Regions from separate parts of the Homo sapiens genome. Here all the other regions are linked to region 1. Evidence: chromatin loops called from intact Hi-C (ENCODE). Cell type or tissue: A673. All regions are shown on one strand.

Region 1 (2,500 bases):
GAGGGAGACGAGGCAGAGGGAGACGAGGGAGATCCTAAAAAAGAATTCTTCTAAGGAGCCCTTTTAGACATTTTCCCCTCCTAATTGTCCTTCTCCTCCCCACTATGTATAAAACTTTAATACCACAAATATACTGTCTATCTGTTTATGTTTATACATAAAGCTGTTTATAGGACCTCTTGGAGGATGACAAACCATTGTAATATCTAGGACTTTTTCACACCCTACCGGGAGCCCATTCTCTCCTCCTTGGAGTCACATCGCTCCCATTGACCACTCACGGTATAGGATGACTGTGCTAGTTTCCTAGGCTTATTGTAACCAATTACACCACAAACTTGGTGGCTTAAAACAACAGAAACTTATTCTCTCATAGTTCTGGAGTCCAGAAGGTCAAAATTAAGGTGTCTGCAGGGCTGTGCTACCTCCGGAGGCCCTAAAAGGGAACCCTTCCTGACCTCTTCCGGCTCCTAGTGGCTCCTGGCATGGCTTGTGGCAGCTGAACTCTGATCTCTGCCTCCATCTTCACAAAGCATTTTCCTCTGCTCTGTGTCTTCTCCTTTTCTGTGTGTCAAATCTCCCTCCACCTTTCCCATATAAGGACACCTGTTGGCCGGGCATGGTGGCTCACACCTGTAATCCCAGCATTTTGGGAGGCCGAGGCGGGTGGATCACGAGGTCAGGAGTTCAAGACCAGCCTGGCCAAGATGGTGAAACCCTGTCTCTACAAAAAATACAAAAATTAGACTGGCGTGGTGGCAGGTGCTTGTAATCCCAGCTACTCCAGAGGCTGAGGCAGAGAATTGCTTGAACCCAGGAGGTGGAGGTTGCAGTGAGCCGAGATCGCACCACCGCACTCCAGCCTGGGCGACAGAGTGAGACTCCCTCTCAAAATAAATAAATAAATAAATAAATAAATAAATAAATAATAAAATTTAAAAAATAAGGACACCTGTCACTGGATTTTGGGCCCACACTGATAATCTAGAATATCTCAGCTGGTGATCTTTAACTTTTTCCAAATAAGGCTACACACACAGGTGCCAGTGCCTAAGACATCTCTTTATGGAAGCCATCATTTAGTCACGATGATGACGAAAATATTTCTAGAGGCAGGGGGTGCATCACTTGCCTACAGAGGAACGTCACATTCATTCTTCAGCGACATCAGCCAGAAAGCTGTGTACACGTCACAACTCACACTGCTGGCCTAGTGTACTTTTTAACATTTTGTGATGTTTCTAGTAGTTACAGTGATTTTATTCCAGGAAATCTGGGGAGCACCTGTCCCTCAGATTTTGCCTACCCCAGAAAAGACGTCTGAAAAACTTCGAAAAACCCAGAAAGTTTTATCGCCTAAACTTTGCCTCAGATGTAGCCCTTTTGTGCCCTCTAGTGGAAATTACGGTAACTGCAGTCATACTTTTCCGAGGAACCGGTAGTCGCAGATTTAAAAAGATTAGTGAGACATAAGTTGCGTTTCAACCCAAAAAAGGAGCTTGGACCGTCTATACTATGATCCAATCCAATGTACTGTGCATCTTTGAGAGAAGCAATGCTAAACAGAGCAAAAGGAAACTGCCTGAGTTGTGAATTCGGTTCTTCTCTGCCCTGCACTTCCTTTTTACAGAAACAAAAGAAGTGGAGGCTGCTTGGGGGAGGAAGACAGAATGATGACAGCTGTGTATCTCCTCCAGCCATAAAATCCTAAGAAGGGGGTGCAGCGCTTTCCTTAAAGAGATATTAAAACGTCTTGGTTTTCAGTTTTTAATCGTACTTTGGCCAGAGTATCACTACTTGGTAACACTTTCATTTATTTATTATTATTTTTTTTTTGAGACAGAGTCTCGCTCTCTCACCCAGGCTGGAGTGCAGTGGCGCGATCTTGTTTCACCACAACCTCCGCCTCCTGCAAGCAGTTCTCTGCCTCAGCCTCCCGAGTAGCTGGGATTACAGGTGCACGCCATTACACCCGGCTATTTATTTTTATTTTTATTTTTATTTTTATTTTTAGTAGAGATGGGGTTTCACCATGTTGGCCAGGCTGGTCTTGAACTCTTGACCTCATGATTCACCCGCCTTGGCCTCCCAAAGTGTTGGGATTACAGGCATGAGCCACCTTGCCCAGCCGGTAACACTTTTAAGAAAATCTAAGCAAATCCTCCAACTATATTTCTTGCAATTTCTCATCATTATGATCTCATGACAGTGTCAACCTACTGGAGGAAGAAAGACATGCGTGGAAAGGCCATGCCCCGTGTAAGAATATTCACGCCCAACAGCATCTCCAGGTAGCATTCGTGGAAGAGTTAGCCCCCAGCTCCGTCACAGTGCCCCTCCTTCCTGGCACAAGGCCTTCGCCTTAATAAGCATTCAGGCGGTGTTGAGTGGAATTGCCACACTGTATCAAGGAGGGCGGGGGCTGCCTTGGTTTCTTTTCAGCGGTGGCTTAAGTACTCAGTGTTTCCTGCTTTTTGGTTGGCAAAGGGCTTTGTCACTT
Region 2 (2,500 bases), 190 kb before region 1:
CCTATCATGACTCAGGAAGACACCCTATCATGACTCTGGGATCAGGATTCCTTGCCGCAAGGCTTTGTCACTGCACTCCACACTCCTTGGGATTTTCCATTTCATCTCCTTCAAAGTCCGGCTTCAAACTCTTTTTTTGCTCAATTTCCACCTGCCAAGAATAGAAGTTGGAGATAAAGATCAAAAAGAAGAGAAAAAGCATGCAAATAAATAAGTAAACCAAAACTCCATAGGTACTTTGAAATTTCTTATAATTTTGCTAACATTTTGGGCGTTAGCCACATTGGAGCTACTGGCCCTGAGTATATCATGTCTCTCTCTTTGCACATGTTCTTTAACTGGTCTGTAATTCCCTTTCCCTCATGGTCCACCAGGAAAATTCTTATTCTTTGCCTTGTACATTTGGTCAAAGATCACCCCTTCTGTGAAGCTATTTTTGACTTATTAAGTAGACTTAGGTACTTCTCTCTGTGAATATTTCCACCGTATCTTGCACACCTGTCTGGCTCCACTATACCATGGGCTCCACAAGACATGGGCAGGATCTTGTTCAATATTTTATGCAATAATGTAGGAATACAGTGGGCAATCGACAAAGATTTATCAAATGAATGAATTTCTTTGTAATTGACTGTTTGTACCCCCTCAATACTTGTTTTTTTCTTTTTTTGAGACAGGGTCTCATTCTGTTACTCAGACCGGAGTGCACTGGCACAATCTTGGCTCACAGCTCACCGCAACCTCCACTTCCCGGGCTCAAGTGATTCTCCTGCCTCATCCTCCAGAGTAGCTAAGATTACAGGCACGCACCACTGCGCCTGGCTAATTTTTGAATTTTTAGTAGGGACAGGGTTTCACCATATTGGCCAGGCTGTTCTTGAATTCCTGACCTCAAATGATCCACCTGCCTTGGCCTCCCAAAGGTCTGGGATTACAGCCATGAGCCACAGCACCCGGCCACCTCCAGTACTTTCTCTCTTTAGAAAACCTCCGAACTGATAAATACTGGAATGTTTACAGTTCTGCAATATCTTCTGCAAAATACTGTCACTGTAATTATCAAGAAATTAACAGATTAATCTTTGAAAGTAATACATCTCAACCGAAATCTTTGATAGCTCAGGCAAGGAATTCTTTGAGCTCAGGGTTCAGGTTGCTCCTCTCAGCACCACTCTGGATATTTATGACGCTTGACCTACAGGGTAATGATTCAACACACAACAGTCAGGTTTGAGGGAGGTGCTATTTTTTTCCTAGCCACAAGATGGAGTGTTTGTTCCTTTTGGTAGTTAAATATTTTAGCCCACACAGCTAAGGAAACATTTAGAGGAACAATAAATCACCATATAAATCCAAGGATATTATTATAAATAGAAAACCACTTTGCAAAATCCTTCTTTAACAAACTCCTTTTCCAATCGTTGGCATTTAATCTCCTATTGAATTTCTAACTCCCCAGGAAAGTATCACTTTCTATTTATGTCAGAAAACTCCAACTTTTATGATTCCTTCCACAGCCCTGACCCTGTTACTATTATAAACATTTGCTTGGCTTTTGAGTTTTGTCCTGTTATAGCCCAGTACCCAGGTCATGTGTGTCCTAACTTTGTTCAGGTCCACTTCATCAACTCTAACTGAAGCATATGCTTTGGGATAGCATTTTCTCCCCTCCATTTCCAAGCTCACTACTCTGTGACATAAATTATATTGCAAATGAATAATAACAATTCCTTTACCCCATTACTCTTTTTCTTTTTTTGAGACACAGTCTCGCTCTGTCACTCAGGCTGGAGTACAGTGGTGCAATCATGGCTCACTGCAGCTCAACCTCCCAGAGTCAAGTGATCCTCCCACCTCAGTCTCCTGAGTAGCTGGACTACATGCACAGGCCACCATGCCCGGCTAATTTTGTACTTTTTATAGAGATGGGGTTTCGCCATGTTGGCCAGGCTGGTCTTGAACTCCTGAACTCAAGTAATCAGCCCACCTCCACCTCCCAAAGTGCTGGGATTACAGGTGTGAGCCACTGTGCCTGGCCCCCATTATTCTTTTTGTTGTCATTGCTCATAATGACAGAAAGACATTATATTCTCCTCTTTGATGAGCCTCTTTATTTTTTTCCAACCTTTCTCTCATCCACTAGCCAGATTATGCATTTAAATCAGAGCAGACGCACCCACAGCTATGTATGGTGAACTTCCTCTAAGGCAGTAAGAGGTTACCAGGCGAACATAGTAAGCATGGCTAAAAGGAATAAGAGGGGGAGGGTAGTGGGGTGAACAAATGGAGTTGGAAGCATTAGCCAGATGCTTCCCAAGGCTACCTGGTAGCTGTAGTGTGCAGAATAATTGACCCACTTCCTGACGTCAGTCTTGTCTTCTACAGAGATAGATCTCACGCTGGCTTTGGAGGCAGAAGTTGTGGGCATGCTGAACTCGACATTCACGTGATTGGCAAATCTGGAAGGCACTTCCCGGTCAGAGCCGAGTTCAAGGTGGCA
Region 3 (2,500 bases), 470 kb before region 1:
TACTGGATATATACCCACAGGAATATAAATAATTCTATTATAAAGACACATGTGTATGTTTATTTCAGCACTATTCAGAATAGCAAAGACATGGAGTCAACCTAAATGTCCATCAGTGATAGACTGGATTAGGAAAATGTGGTACATATACACTATGGAATACTATGCAGCCATAAAAAAGAATGAGATCATGTTCTTTGCAGGGACATGGATGGAGCTGGAGGTCATTATCCTCAGCAAACCAACACAGGAACAGAAAATCAAATCCCATATATTCTCACTTATAAGTGGGAGTTAAATTATGAGAACACATGGGTGCATAGAGGGAACAGTACACATTGGGGCATTTTAGAGGCTGGGGGATGGGAGGAGGGAGAGGATTAGGAAAAACGACTAATGGGTACTAGGCTTCATACCTGGGTGATGAAATAATCTGTACAACAAACTCCCATGACACAAGTTTACCTGTGTAACAAACCTGCACTTGTACCCCTGAACTTAAAATAAAAGTTAAAAAAAAAAAAAAGAATAAAGGGTAGCAAACACACCTTCTTGCTACAAAAGAAAAAAACAGTAGGCTATTGGTAGTTAAGTTTTGGGGTAGTCAAAAGTTATGTGCAAATTTTTGATTATGCCATTGTCGACACTCCTAAACCCCTCCATTGTCAAGGGTGAACTGTATCTGTTTTTGTAAGTCTTTTATGAAAATATTTTTAAATGTCAGTTTTTTGTTGACCCTGCATGATTGTGATAGAATTTTTCTACCTCGTGTCTCCAAAACAGATGTTGTTCCCTTATAATTATAATACATTTTACAAAATCGCAACTGCAGAGTGTTTTGTTGAAGTGATCATCTTAAATGAATGCATGAGCCGTAACCGGATCAATCATTCTTACTCCTGTCAAGCTTTCAATTACATTCCAGAGTCCCAGCACAAACCTAGCAGCTTGTTGGAACATCTAGATGCCCTTTGCTTCTACATCCTCCCTCTTTCCTCCCAGATTTGGATTACCTTTAAATGAGCTATTATCTGATATGATGCCACAGTTTCCATGATTCGTATTCATTTTTTTAAAACTTTCGTCTATGATCTAGTAAGTGACGATGACTGGTTTATTGCAAAATTTTCTGAATCACTTTGCTCTGTCAGATTAAGCTTTCAGCTAACCAGCAGAGGGAGCACAAAGAGACACACTGGTTTCATCTCAGTGTACAGGGAGTCTAGTTACTAAGTGGACGAAGAACTCCCGCACATTGAGATCTGGTCCTCAACTGGCAAGAAGCACTGTTCGAGCAATCAGGAAAATCTGGGCTTTAAGCAGTGGCACCACTACGAATTTATTCTCTTGCCTAAGATTACTTGGAATTCCTATAGTAGTGGGGGAGGGGGGACTCTCTTTTGTACTAGTTCCTCCTTAAATTTTAAAGAAATTGAGCCCGTGGACTGAGGTGGGTGCGGATGGTGGGATGCAGAGGAAACAAAAATTTCTTCTCATCTAGCTTCCACTCCAAATCTGTTTCTCCCAGAGAAAATACAAGACTTAGGAGTGCTGTATGAAGTCTCTTGCTGCTCTATTCTCTAGGAAACCTAATATGAAATCATTAAGCTACTGAATGTCAGTTTCTTCAACAGTAAAGAAGACACATTATTATTGCTGTTATTATTACTACTACTACTACCACCACCACCACTACCACCATTACTATCCATTTAGTGACTTCTGTTTTCTCTACTTAATCTCACTTATTCAGCATATCAGCCCTAAGAGGCAGATTTTATTGCTCCCATTTTACAGAAGAGGAACTGGAGGCTTAAAGAAGTTGAAGAACTCAACCAACGTCAAGCAACTAGAAAGGAAACTGGAAGAAGGTGTCTCTGATTCCAAAGCTCCATGCTTTTCATCTGTGTTGGTAATAAAAAGAATAATACCATATCACAGTTATATTGTACATTACAAAGCACTTTAACCTTTATCATCCCCACCTCGGGATAATTCTGTGAGCTAAACACGGACAAATAGTAACATTCACCCCTCCCTATCTCTCTTTACCTCTTTAGCTCCTATTTTTAAAAAACAAGCAATTAAGGGAACTAAAGCTTACAAAATGTAAAGGATTTTTCTAAGGTCACATAGATGAAAAATGGATTTGGGATTAAATGGGTTTTATTCCTGTAGTTGCCACATCACACTGCTTTGCCACATAGAGAGGAAGAGACCCAGCTTTGCCTCCAACTAGCTCTTTTACCCTAAAATGATCATTTAAACCCTGGAGTTCTTGCATATATAAAATAGATGGGAGTAACAATAATAATTAATACTTATGTTAACAACCTCACGGTATTCACAAAGATCAAATGAAATACGGAGATAGTTATGAAATAAGTAAATAATATACAGACAAATATAGTTCTATTGTAAGATTATCCTGGGTGTTGAAACTAGGTTATGTCTGACTTCTGGCAAAATTACAGGACAGGGCAGGTTAGTGTCTAATCTG

What was found. A loop is a pair of places that touch in the nucleus more often than their neighbours do. Peaks named below come from ENCODE experiments on the same cell type or tissue, not always from the same donor. Only the 100,000 strongest peaks of a DNase experiment are listed, where the experiment ranks them.
Region 2: a loop joins it to region 1, with 7 times the contacts of the local background. A loop is called at or near these places in 103 of 110 quality-filtered maps.
Region 3: it touches region 1 in a loop (9-fold over the local background); 39 of 110 quality-filtered maps call a loop at or near these places.

What each region holds. Positions count from the first base shown.
Region 1 is chr14:81,463,297-81,465,796 of GRCh38, forward strand. No RefSeq gene overlaps it. Among named protein-coding and RNA genes, the nearest start is that of LINC02308, 14 kb to the left of the region's middle. In A673, CTCF peaks have their summits at 1,404 (motif pointing left) and 1,611; a DNase peak (open chromatin) is centred at 1,395; H3K4me3 peaks cover 709 bases; H3K27ac peaks cover 427 bases.
Region 2 is chr14:81,268,347-81,270,846 of GRCh38, forward strand. It overlaps STON2 (stonin 2), which reads right to left. Exons shown (of 8, transcript NM_001394390.1): 7 at 2,324-2,500; 8 at 1-151. The coding sequence ends at 68. Among named protein-coding and RNA genes, the nearest start is that of GTF2A1-AS1, 48 kb to the left of the region's middle. In A673, a CTCF peak has its summit at 1,261; a DNase peak (open chromatin) is centred at 1,245.
Region 3 is chr14:80,995,325-80,997,824 of GRCh38, forward strand. The region is part of intron 1 of TSHR (thyroid stimulating hormone receptor); the gene reads left to right. Among named protein-coding and RNA genes, the nearest start is that of TSHR, 41 kb to the left of the region's middle. RefSeq lists a silencer at 1,208-1,267. In A673, a CTCF peak has its summit at 1,156 (motif pointing right); a DNase peak (open chromatin) is centred at 1,197; H3K27me3 peaks cover 1,032 bases.